4 separate regions of the Homo sapiens genome follow, and regions 2, 3 and 4 are each linked to region 1. The links are chromatin contacts, found by Hi-C or POLR2A ChIA-PET in ENCODE. All regions are on one chromosome and are shown on one strand. Each heading gives the region's core, a stretch centred on a gene start or an enhancer-like site at or near the end of the contact. The rest is flanking DNA. Distances are from core to core; before and after follow the strand shown.

Region 1 (2,904 bases), core at 180-2,679:
TGGTTGCGCGCCACAGCCCCCTTCTCGCTCCCTCTCCTCCCCGCGCCTCTTTTCCAGGCGGCACCGAAGTCCTTCCTACACACACGCTATTTTTGTACCATCATCTCTTCTTCCTCTCCCCTTCCCCCTGCGTTCACTTACTTCCTTCTTTTCCTTCACCTCGGCCCGGCTCTGAAAGGATCGGGCCCCTCCGGCCCGCACCCACCCCCAAGAGGGGCCTTCAGCTTTGGGGCTCAGAGGCACGACCTCCTGGGGAGGGTTAAAAGGCAGACGCCCCCCCGCCCCCCGCGCCCCCGCGCCCCGACTCCTTCGCCGCCTCCAGCCTCTCGCCAGTGGGAAGCGGGGAGCAGCCGCGCGGCCGGAGTCCGGAGGCGAGGGGAGGTCGGCCGCAACTTCCCCGGTCCACCTTAAGAGGACGATGTAGCCAGCTCGCAGCGCTGACCTTAGAAAAACAAGTTTGCGCAAAGTGGAGCGGGGACCCGGCCTCTGGGCAGCCCCGGCGGCGCTTCCAGTGCCTTCCAGCCCTCGCGGGCGGCGCAGGTCCGGGCCCGGCAGGGACGGGGAGGGGCAGAGCGGGACCGGTCGGGGCTGGGGACCAGCCGCGCGGGCTTCTGAACGGGCACGCTGTCGGAGCCGGAGGCTCGTCTAGTCCCGAGCCCCAGCGGGCCGCGGCGGCTCGCGGGGCCGCCTTCCCGGGACAGCAGCCGGGGCCCGGGCGCCGGCGCGGGGGAGGACGCTGCCCTCCCCGGCCGGGCGCGCAGCTCGCAGCCCTCGCTCCCTCCCCCGGGGCGCGCAGGCGGGCGCTCGCTCGCAGAGAAGGTGCCGGCGGGGCCGGAGCCCCGAAGCCTCCCCGGGCGGCGGGAAGACGGGAGGAGGGGAAAGGGAAGGAGGGAGGGGGTCGGGCTGCCGGGAGGGCGGGGGCAGCGGCCGGGACTGCGGGCCGGGAGCGAGCCCAGCCGCCCGCGCCGTGTGGAGCCCGGGCGGGGCAGGTGGGCAGCGGCGGGGGCGGCTCCGCGCGGCCGGGCTCGGCCGTGCTGCCCCTCGCCCCTGCTCGCGCGGTCCTCTCTCCCGCGCGGTCTGTCGGTCTGCGCGCCGCCTCGCTCCTCGCTCCTCGCTCTCCCCCTCTTTCTCCCCCTCTCGCCTCTCCGTGTCTCTGGCTCTCTGCCTGGCTCCCTTGGGTCTGTTTCTCTCTCCTGCCGCCTCTCTCTGGCCGCCCCTGGCTTTATTTCTCGCGCGCTTGGGGTCTCTCCCAGTCTCCGTCTCTCCATTTCTCCTGGGGGGCGGGGAGGGGGGGTCTCCAAAAACCGCGGCGGCGGCGGCGGCCGCTCCAGGCGCCCGTTCCGGAGTCGGGGGGAGGCCCAGCCGGGAGGGGGGAAGGGGGGGAGCCTTAGTCATTTCCCCGCTCCAGCCTGCTCCCGCCCGAGCGCGCACTCACGGCCGCTCTCCCTCCTCGCTCCGCAGCCGCGGCCCATGGAGCCCGCCGGCCCGGCCCCCGGCCGCCTCGGGCCGCTGCTCTGCCTGCTGCTCGCCGCGTCCTGCGCCTGGTCAGGTAAGCACCCCCCCGCTCCCCACCGCTGCACTCCCCAAACTGCGGGCTCAGGCCTCTCAGACTGGCACTGGGACCCCTTCGGCTAATGCCGAGCAGTAATAGGGGGAGAGACGCCTGTAACCAGGGTTATAGATGCAGAAACTGAGGCCCAGAGAGGGCCAGCGACATGCCCAAGGTCACACAGCCAAGGGTAGAACCCAAGTCTCTTCTATGAGAGTTTGTCTCTGTGGACTCTGACTCTGTGCACTGTGCTGGGCACTGAGACAAAAGAGCCGAGTTGCTTCACTCAGCCCCTGCCCGGTCCAATGGGGAAGGCTGACTGACAGTGGCTTTCAGAGCAGGGCCGTCCGGCTTCCCCAGAATCTGTCCCCATGGACATACGACTTTCCACATGTTTGACTTCAGGGTGTGAGGGGAGGAGGTGAGGGCAGAGGTCCTCCCGATGCTGCCTGGAATGGAACAGAGACAAGCTGTTGCAATTAGGGAAGAGTGAGCCCTCCCTCTGGTGCGCAGAGTAAACCGGTGTTAGTGTGTGCCTGGGAGAGAGGGAGCCGGGAGGCCGCGGTAACCCCAGAGCGAGCTGCTGCGAGCAACAGATCCTTATGTAAAAACACGGTGGATTGTCCCTGTGGTTGCCAAAGCCTCTCCCTGGTGGTCTTGCTCCTTGAGGCGCTCCCAGCTCCCCCTTCCTCCTGCCTTCCCCGAGCTTCCAGGCAGCTCCCTGCAGTTCAGGTGCTCCGCGGGGATGTTACCTGTGGCTCTGACCATGTCTTTCTGTTGGCCTACATCAAACACCTGGCTGTCGCCGGCAGGCGGGCTCTGAAGGCTACTGTGCATGTTCACCAAAGGGTGAGGTCACCATTCAGGAGTCTTGCTTCTTAAATGGGTTTTGCAAAACCATGGGTCTCCTGGGAGGGCACCGGGTGGGGGGCGGGGGGAGCAGAGAAATGGCATTAAGGGAGTTGGGAGGGAGAGAAAAATGGGGATCTTGTTTTTTGTCGTCTTGAAACTGTGTTGTAGGCAGTGGGGTCTCTCTGTACCTCCCACCCTTGAGGAGGGAGGTAAAGATGAGCTCAGTGTCCAACACCCCCTTTTGCGTTTGACTAGAGATGGTAACCATCTGATAGCAGGGAGAAAGGGAGAACTAGCAAAGAGTGGGTGGAAGGAGAAGTATGGGGGGTAGACAGCTGCTTCTCTCTGCCCTGCAGTTTCCCCTGAAACCCAGGAATTCACATAGGCATCCCCCCACCCCACCCCACCCTCCACCCCCAGTTCTTTTCAGTTATAGTTGCGTCCTTGCTGGGCTGAAGGGAGCACTGATACAGTTCACGTCTCTCCAGTGAGTGGCATCTCCT
Region 2 (2,904 bases), core at 102-2,601, 980 kb after region 1:
ATGTGAGCCCACAATACGGAGGAGTGGGGCACAGAGTCCCTAACTGGCGCCCCAACAGAAGGCGGTGGTGGGGACCGGAGATGGTAGGACTGGAGATGGTGGGGGCTGCTGGGAGCCCCTTTTGCGCCGCAGTGTTTCCTGCCATGAAGAGTTGCCGCCGGTCACAACCCTTCCCCGGGGGCGCCCCGAATGTGGGACTCCTTCCGGCCTGGGGTGCGTGAGGGGGACTCAGGGGTTGCCCGGTCTGGAGGAGAGACTCGCCGCCACCTACCCCGGGAACCGCAGACTCTGGGTCTGGGATAAAGCGTCCCCTACCCGCAAGCTCGGTTTGTGCGCTACTGTGCAATCTGTCTTTTGCCTGCAGACGCCCAGCCGCTCGCCCTGCGCGGGTCTCGGAATGTCCAGGGGTCCCTACTGGGGATCACAACCCGGCGAAATGTCGCATTTGCCACCACCTATCTCGACTGCGTAATCGGCTTTCAGCCGCAGACGCTCAGGTCCTGCAGCACCCGCGGGGATCCGTGTAGGAACCTGCTGCCGCTGGATGGACTGAGCGATTGCTTCGCGGGTGTCACGCACCAGACGCCGTGCCGGGAGCGCCGGGAAGGGGGTACGCGCCCCAACCCCGGCCGGGGGAGGGCGCACTCTGGCTCCTCTCTGCGTTTTGAGCCTCCCCTCCCCCGCCAGGCGTATCGCAAAAGGCACCTCCATCGCAGAGCACCATGTGTTGTGCTTCTACTCAGCTCGGTGGCGAGCGGGGCCCCAGCATGCGCATCTGGAAAGCGGGGGAGATTACCCTGGAGCTCGGGTGGGGACGGCGTGGGCTGACTTGATATAAGACGACACCCACGGAGCCAGATCCGTTCTAGGGACTTGGCAGGTTCCTCTCCCTCCCCAGTGAGATCCGTCGTTCTTTGCAGCAATTAGGGGAGGGAAAAAAAAGACCCACAGTATCACGTTTGGAGAGGGTTAGGAAGATGGCTCTCGAGTTGCAGGCCGCCCTGGTGGCTAGACATTGGTGTAGTTTGTGCCTGGCCTCGGTTTCCTGATCTGTAAACTGGGAAGAAGGCCCAAGTCATGAGGCCTGTGACTGTAGAATGGCTGAAGGCACTGGTGCACTCGCAGCCGGTCCTTCCGGGGTCCAGCTTCCCGAAGGACTGGGCAGCCCCGGGGCGAACCCCTCTGGAGCTACCAGGAGAACGTGCGACCGGGTTCGGCGCCCCAGCCGGCAAGTGAGCGCCCAGCGGAGCGCAAGGGCGGGGCCCGCGCGGGCCGGAGACGCCCGTTCGCTGTCGGCCAACCAGCGCCTGTCTCTGAACAGCCAATGAACACGCGTCTTACAGCCAAGGCCGGGTCGGGAGCGAGGCTGCGGCGAGTGCGGCGCTGACAGAGACGCGCGCGCGCGCGATCGCGCTCGGACCCCGGCCGCTGCCGCCATCACTGTCGCCCGCCCAGTCGCCCCTCAGCCGCTTCCCCTCGCCATGGAGGCGAGGCCGCCGCCGCCGCCGCGGGGCTCGGAGCCGCGGGCCGGGCGGCGGCCCTGAGGGCTAGTGGCGGCCCGAAACGCCGCCGCGGAGCCGAGGCGGAGCCGCTGTCCTCGTCCCCAGCGGTCCCGCCCAACGCCCGACTCTGTGAGTGTTCGCGGCCGCTGCGCCCGGGTGGGCTCCGGAAGGGGGAGCGGCTCCCGGGGGCGGTGGGAGGGGTCCCGGGCCACAGCCCAGAGCCCGGAGCCCGAAGCCCTAAGCCATCTTTTCCGGGTAGAAGCCTGCGGGCGCCTGCAGGTTGATTGTGCATCCTTGCGGGTCCGTCGCGGGGAGGGGGTCCCCGGAAACGTGCCGGCCCGAGTGCCGACCCCTCGCGACTGCCCAGGAACTTTGCATGCGTCCTTCTGGGACCAGGCCAGGGCACTGCCAGAGTTGATTCTCAGAGAAGAAACTTAGAACGGCGAGAACAGAATTTGCTCAGGTCCATTTAATGGGAGGAAAGAGGAAAACTCTTGGCATGAGAAAATTTGCTTTTGCAGTGACCAACTTTTCTTTCCCTTCAAGTCCACCTCCCTCGGTCCCCCGGCCCGTCTCCCAGGCCCCTCTCCTTGCCGCCCTCTCCCAACTGTTGAGGCTGTTTAAGAAGGGAAATAAGGGCTGAGAGCTGCCCAGAATTCAGAATAGGCCAATTGAGAACGCAGGTCCCCTCCCTTTTTACTTTCGGTAAATAAAAAATTTTTTTTGAAAAAATTAGTTACTAATTATATCTCCTGAAGATTAAAAAAAAAAAATAGCAGAGCAGAGTCCTGTCTTGAGGGTTTCGTTTTTATTTTTGAGATCACTGATGATATTTGTAAGACAGGAAAAGAAGAATGTGCAAATCCACCCTCTGCAGGGTGAACGCCATCAGAAGCCTTTGCTCAGGAGAGGGATTCCGGCTCTAGAACCAGTCCACATCACCCTGGAGATGGCTTCGTTTGCCACCTGCTAGCTGTGCAGGCAGCCTGAGAAACAGAAGATGGTGGGCGAGAGGAGGACTGACTAGGAAAGGGCGAACATCTTCCTGCCTGGCCACTCCTTTCAGAAACAGATCTGATGCTGTCACTTGTTTACTTAAAAACTCCCTCGCTTTTCTTTTTCCCATGGGATGAATGAAGCCTAAAATGCCTTATCAGGTCATACAAAGCCCTTGACAATCTTGCCTCAATTTACTCCTTTACTTTTAGCCTAATCGGATCCTCCAATTCTCCTTCCCCTCATCCCGCTTGCTGGCTAGTATTCAGAGCTGCTTGACTGCCCCCTCACATGTTGGGATGTTTTTGTTTTATGTGATCCTCTTTCTTCCCCACCTTTACCTGCCAAGCTCCACTTTTTCTTTTAAAGTTCTTCTCATTTGAGAAGCTTCTTGCGGGCAGGAGCT
Region 3 (2,904 bases), core at 289-2,788, 630 kb before region 1:
AGGCCAGTACTGCAGAGTCATGATGTAAATCAGTGAAGTCACTTTACAAATTCTTCTCTTGGAAAAGTCAGCTTGGGGCAGAGAGTAGAGGGTACCAAGTTCAGCACCGGCGAGAGTAAACAGACTTAAGGACTTAAGAGCCTTAAGAGACTTAAGACAAAAGGACTTCCAGGATGGCATCTGGCCTAGTGTTCCCATAGAAGACTGGGGCCTGGCACAATGTGTGCTTGCTTTCTCATTCACTTAGTCAATATTTATTGAGCTCCTACTATGTGTTAGGCACTGCTCTGGGCACTGGAAATACAGCAAGGGAAAAAAACAAAGTTCCTTCCCTCATGAAGTGTACATTCTAGTGGGAGTGATAAATGACACATAGTAAATATACACTATGTCAGCTGGTAATTAAGTGTAGCAAAACTAGGGGCAAAGGAGGTGGAGAGGAGGGAGTTAGTATTTTATGTAGAATGGTTAAGGAAGCCCTCTCTGAGACAGTAACATTTGAGCAGAGACCTGGAGGAAAGGAAGGATTGAACCATGTGGCTCTCTGGTGTGTTCTAGGCAAAGGGGACAGCAAATGCAAAGGCCCAGCAGTGAGGCCTCAGCAAGAAGGACAGCTTGATGGGAGAAAAGTGAGTGATGGGGAGAGCCACGCAAGATGAAGTCAGAGAGCTGGAGTAAGATGAGGGCATGTGGCGGAGAGCGATACAGAAAACCACTGGATGGTTTAGAGCAGAGTAATGACAGATCAGACAGGCCTGGTTCAGAAAGAAGGAGCCCATTCCCACTCCACCTACTTCCCACACATGAAGCAGATAAGAAACCAAGCCCAGAAAGTGAGTTAACTTATCTAAAGTTGTATGGCTAGAAATGGAAGGGCTAGGCAGAAAATCCAGTTTTTTGGACTTTTTGGTCTTCTTGTTTTCCCTGTGACAGATGGAAGACAGAGGGAAAAGAGCCACAATTAACATTTTAAGTTGTGATTGTTTATCTCTCCGAGATCTTTCCAATGATTCACCTTTTTACTACTTAAGAGGAAAACATTTCCATTTTCAGACACTTAAGATTCCTGCTATCATTGTTAGTAGCCCAAGTGCTTGTCATTCACATTAAATACCCCTGGTACTCAGACTTGGTTTGGGCAATGAAAAATGTTCCTAAAGGCTTTTAGATAAAAATTACTATTTCACTAGAGCCAACTATGTGCCAGGGAGTGAGACTGGTATCATCACCCCATGTTAGAGAAGAAAAAGCTGAGGCCCAGAGAGGTGAAGGGACTTGCACAGGGTCACACAGCCGACCAAGACGCTTTCCACCACGCCCAATCGATCGCCCAGCTCAAAATACCGGCTGGTGTGTAGGTGGGAGAGGCCGCCGCTCCCCGTGTGCTCGTTGTCTCTGTTCCCAGGCCCTCTAGAGCAAGATACTAACTATCTCTTTAAGAAGGAAAGTAAAGACGGGCCGCTTACGCAGCTGCCGGCGAGCCGCCGACTGGCTGGTCCCCTCCATCCACCTCACCCTCCCCGCCCCTCCCTCCCGGCAGCCCCAGCCCCGGCGAGCACCCAGCTAGCCGCCTCCTGCAGGGGCTCGGGAGAGCAATTCGGCGGCCCCTGCAGGGCAGCTGAAGCCATGGAAGCCTCCGCAGGTGATGACAAGGACCCCGGGGATCTCCGGGCCCACCGCCCAGCTGCACCCGCCGCAGTCCAGAGTGCCGAGTGCCAGGGGGTGGGGTGGGGGCCGCGGGCCGCGAGGAGGAGGGGACGGAGCACCCGGCAGGCAGCCTGCCCTCCAAGCCTTCTGGCTGCAGCGGCCCAGCTGTCAGCGGCCGGGGGCTCAGCTGCCTGGGTGTTCCCCGCCCGCGCTCACCCGCCCCGGTCTATCTCTTTTTCCTAACCCCGCAGGTCGCTGATCAGGGCCAGGCGGCTGCAGCAGCGACTGCAGAGGCGCTGCGCCAAGCCGGGCCGGAGTGGTGCGAGCCGGCGGGGCTGCGGAGGGCCAGTGGACTCAGGTGAGGAGGCCGCGGCGGAGCGGGGAGCTGGCCCTGCGCTGCACCGCGGCAGGTGGGGGCCGCTTGCAACCGCTCGCTGCGGTAGAATCCCTTGGAGGGCACCAGCCTAAGAGGGGTTAATCGTGACTCATTCTTACCCTCCCTTCATTCCCCTACATCCCTTTAAGCGCTTCCCTCCCTCCCCCTCCCTGAAATGTAAGAATTAGAGGGTGCTGATTGCAGCAGAGAAGATGCCCAAAGTGGGTGATTAGGAGGCTTTTAGGGAACCCACCCCCCAATTTTATTTGTCTTCCCCTTCTGGCATTTGGCAAACATTTAAGCTTCTCTTTTCCTTCTTGGAGGAGGAGCAGGGGTACCTGGGGGTGGGAGAAGGATGAGACCCCACCCCCACCCCAAGGTCAAGTGCCAATGACTGCTTCCATCCCATCTTTCCCTCTGAGAAGCATCAGGGCCCTGCAGTAGATCTGGGGAAAAAATGCCCATAAGTCCTAGAGTGGACGATCTGAGCCTCCGTCTCCCCGGAGCTTCCCTGGGATGTGAAGCCTTCCACTCCCCAGCCGGGATCTGGGCTGTTTGCAACACCTACTAGCCTGGGGAGCCCCATATTCCCTTCCCCAACCCTGCAGACTGAAAGAGAGGCCGGTCACATGCTGCCCGTTTCCTCTGCCTTCTCTGCCCATCTGGTGGTGTCGGGATGGGCTGGAGGAGCTTCTTAGAAAAAGGTGATCTCTGCAGGCAGAGTCGTGTAAGGAAAGTGCCAGAGATTGGGGTTCTAGGCCCTTAACTTGCTAGTTGGCCACAAGTAGCCATTTTAAAATTCTCTAGGCGTGGGTGTCTGTCTGCTCATCTGTTAGATGCAGGAATTGGATTAAATGATGTGTATAATTTTAGTATATCAC
Region 4 (2,904 bases), core at 128-2,627, 570 kb before region 1:
GCGAACATGCTGTGTTTCGTTCAATCATTCAAAACATTTGAGTGTCCACTGTGTGCCAGACGTGCTGGTCCCTCTGCTGTGCACATCATCCTCCTTGGTGTGATGCTCCTTCGAGGCTCAGTTCAGATGCTACTTCTCTGCTTGGCTTTTCCAGACTGCATGATACCCAGGCTGCCTGGCTGGGTCTTCCCATGTATTCCACCCCTGACCTGTACTGCCCCTGTTGCCAAGCTATTTATCAAATTATGTGATTAATATCTGGGTATTTTCTTACACTGGACCTCACTCATAAGGGCAGGAGCTCTGTCCCGTTCACACACGATCCTTCCCCGCCACGGCACTGCCCAGCACACATATGCTAGCAAAAATTATTTGACTGAATAAATCAGTGGTTTTCCAAGGAACAGATTGGAAATTTATGTGGGCATTTTTGGGTGTCACGAGACTGAGGGGACAGTCATATCCCTGTCGGGGGTGGGGGGGGCAGGGATATGAAACTCCTGTAATGGATGGGACAGTCCATTACAGTCACCATAACAAATGGTCCTGTCCCGCACAACTTTCAGATATCCTGCCAAACTTTCAAGTAAGCCAAAAATCCGTTATAATTGGTTGTACATACAATCACAATGAATTTTTCCCTAGTTTTAGTACACACTAGACTGTCTGGAAATGCATATATCAGGTTGGTTGTGGGGAGTTACACTTTGCTCACCATTCTGGAAAATCGCTGCCCACCCTGCTCCCCACGGGTGAGTCACCCGAACAGCATGCTCACGTCTGTGTACATGTGTAGCTGTCACAGTGACTCCGCGCTTTTATATAAATATATTTAGCCTTTGACTCAAGATGTCAGATATAAACTGTTGGCAAAATTCAGCTGAATATTGTCTTCTAGTAAACCTAAGCTGATTCCTAAGTTGGGTACAAGCGTGATCGGGTGTAAGCCAGCCTCAGCTTTTACAAAGTGAAATGCATATTCTTTTATTAGAAATTACTTTCATGTCCCTGCCTTCTCCTTATAAACAAAGGGCATCATATTGATTTTTTACCCGGGGAACCATCACCTGGGCTGCAGCCTCAGGACGAACCTGTGCCTTCCCTCTGTCTCAATTTCCTGCTTTGGGAAATAGGAGCCACAAGCCACAAACTCCATCCACCGCGCCACAGGAGCGAGGTCCAACGCAACGGTCCCTAGGGCCTGCCTCCAACCCAGCCTCAGTTTCCTATCTGTCACATCGTTCTATGATCTCGAAATGACTATAACCCCTTTCTTAGCCCCAAACCAGCCGGAAGCGACATCTTCCGGTTGCTACAGGTTACGGCGGTTGCTATGGGCTACGGCGCCTGCGCAGAAACACCGCCAAGCGACTCAGCAACTTCTAGAGCGCATGCGTTTCGCCCACCCAGGCCCGGGCGCGGTTAGGGGTGACTCCCACGATCCCTAGCGGCTGCAGAGTGGAACATGGCGGCCTCCTTGCCGCTTGCGTTACCAGAGTCCACCCGGCCTCGTGCTTTCTCCGGGCGCCCGTAGCTGGCGCCGGCATCCACAAAAATAGATCAGGTAAAGCAGCAGAGTAAGGCATAGGAAGACTTGGTCGGGCTCCGCGGCCCCTCTTTACCGGATTGGAGGCTGCGCGGGTGAAATCGAGCTTTAAACTCCCCTGGCCTCGGAACACCATTTGTAGCCTCTGAAGGAGGAGGACTTATAAGATTCTGTACTAAGGCAGCCGTGGGAAGGGAGGAGAACCAGGTCGGCCCGCGCGCTCCCGGCTGCTTTTGCTCTCCCTTTGGTTTCGAAAGCGTCAAGTCCCAAGGTATTTCCTACCAATTGTGACGTCACCCTTCCTCCCCCGTTTCTCACCCGTTTCTTGTCTGGCCGTGACTTCTGACCCAGTGTTGAGCTAAAAATGCCCCGCCCCACCCTACGCAGATTCACCCCGCGTCCCACCCACCAGTGACTGAGTGACTGGGCTTCTGCTGCCTAGGGAAGGGTTCTTGGCTTGGCCGGGCAAATCAATTCCCACAGCAAAATCAGACCGAAAGCCTGTTATGAGGGACTCAGGCAGTTGGATGTGGCGTATAGGAGGAAGGCTAGGGCAATCAGGAAGGTCTCCTGGAGGAAGGAAGAAGACCCTGACTGGGCCGTGTAGGATGGATGTTCAAGTGGGAAGAGAGTGTGCTATTCCAGGGACAGGGAGGCCCAGGCCTGAGAGTCCAGTTGCCTTCTGGATCCCGTTTACCTCGCAGATTATCCAAACTGGACTCGTGATTTTCCCCAGCTGTGCCGCGCCTCCCCAGCGGTCTCACTGAATCCACCCATGGGCTATGTCAGAAATCTGGGAGTTATCCTCAGCTCCTCCCTTTCCCTTCTGAAGCCATACCTACTTCTTGCCCTCAAATCTCTGTGACCTGACTTCTGGTAATGTTTCCATTCTCACCATCTCATTCTTCTCCACACTTATCATGAAGTTCATTTATTCCAGACTACTTTAGGTTGAGTCCTAAAAGTCAGCCTGCTAGTTCATGCCTCCATGCTTTTGCAGGTGCTATTCCCTCTGTCTTAAGAGTCATTCATGCCTTCTCTCTTTTCCTTGTTGTGAACTCTTTTTCCTCCAATTTAAAGCTTTCCCCCACCTGTACGCATGGAGATTGGCAAGCCTCCCTTCTCTAGACGACAGCATTTCTTGTATTTGCCTCTTCATCATATATTCCACAAGTGTTTGTTAATCACCTACTATGAGCAAGGCCTTCTGCATTTCCTAGGTTGGATTTCCACTGTGCTGTGTTTGTTTGCTCATCTCCCTCACTGGTCAGGAAATGTCACTCATTTGTTAACCCCCAGTGCTGAGCACAGTGCCTGGCACACAACAGGCATCCCATTACTATTTCTGAAAGGAGTGG

The links. A loop is a pair of places that touch in the nucleus more often than their neighbours do. ChIA-PET counts read pairs that join two places held with the same protein, here RNA polymerase II (POLR2A). Pooled maps may share reads with other maps.
Region 2: a map of sigmoid colon shows a loop between it and region 1 (4-fold over the local background). The contact joins the promoter of PTPRA here to the promoter of SIRPA in region 1. A Hi-C loop is called at or near these places in 1 of 168 maps with a recorded cell type or tissue (sigmoid colon) and 1 of 50 pooled maps. POLR2A ChIA-PET finds 5 or more read pairs at or near these places in 1 of 52 experiments (MCF 10A).
Region 3: a loop to region 1 is called in a map of sigmoid colon, with 7 times the contacts of the local background. The contact joins the promoter of SNPH here to the promoter of SIRPA in region 1. A Hi-C loop is called at or near these places in 1 of 168 maps with a recorded cell type or tissue (sigmoid colon) and 1 of 50 pooled maps. POLR2A ChIA-PET finds 5 or more read pairs at or near these places in 1 of 52 experiments (BJ).
Region 4: a map of ascending aorta shows a loop between it and region 1 (2.6-fold over the local background). The contact joins the promoter of SDCBP2-AS1 here to the promoter of SIRPA in region 1. A Hi-C loop is called at or near these places in 1 of 168 maps with a recorded cell type or tissue (ascending aorta), 1 of 37 single-sample maps with no recorded cell type and 9 of 50 pooled maps.

What each region holds. Positions count from the first base shown.
Region 1 is chr20:1,893,978-1,896,881 of GRCh38, forward strand. It overlaps SIRPA (signal regulatory protein alpha), which reads left to right and starts at 1,430. Exons shown (of 8, transcript NM_001040023.2): 1 at 1,430-1,549. The coding sequence starts at 1,471. It overlaps LOC102724545 (a long non-coding RNA gene), which reads right to left and starts at 273. Exons shown (of 4, transcript NR_186374.1): 1 at 142-273. RefSeq lists silencers at 394-653, 664-783 and an enhancer at 2,075-2,590.
Region 2 is chr20:2,872,130-2,875,033 of GRCh38, forward strand. PTPRA (protein tyrosine phosphatase receptor type A) reads left to right here and starts at 1,352. Exons shown (of 24, transcript NM_001385305.1): 1 at 1,352-1,631. RefSeq lists enhancers at 1-99, 100-729, 730-1,361, 1,362-1,991 and silencers at 476-615, 1,236-1,305, 1,486-1,535, 1,546-1,825.
Region 3 is chr20:1,264,756-1,267,659 of GRCh38, forward strand. SNPH (syntaphilin) reads left to right here and starts at 1,539. Exons shown (of 7, transcript NM_001318234.2): 1 at 1,539-1,642; 2 at 1,899-2,005. RefSeq lists an enhancer at 1,225-1,374 and silencers at 1,775-1,854, 1,955-2,034.
Region 4 is chr20:1,323,966-1,326,869 of GRCh38, forward strand. SDCBP2-AS1 (SDCBP2 antisense RNA 1) reads left to right here and starts at 1,378. Exons shown (of 3, transcript NR_040049.1): 1 at 1,378-1,564. The region is part of intron 1 of SDCBP2 (syndecan binding protein 2); the gene reads right to left. The region is part of intron 2 of FKBP1A-SDCBP2 (FKBP1A-SDCBP2 readthrough (NMD candidate)); the gene reads right to left. It overlaps LOC124904856 (a long non-coding RNA gene), which reads left to right. Exons shown (of 2, transcript XR_007067487.1): 2 at 1-404. RefSeq lists enhancers at 1,440-1,669, 1,660-1,954.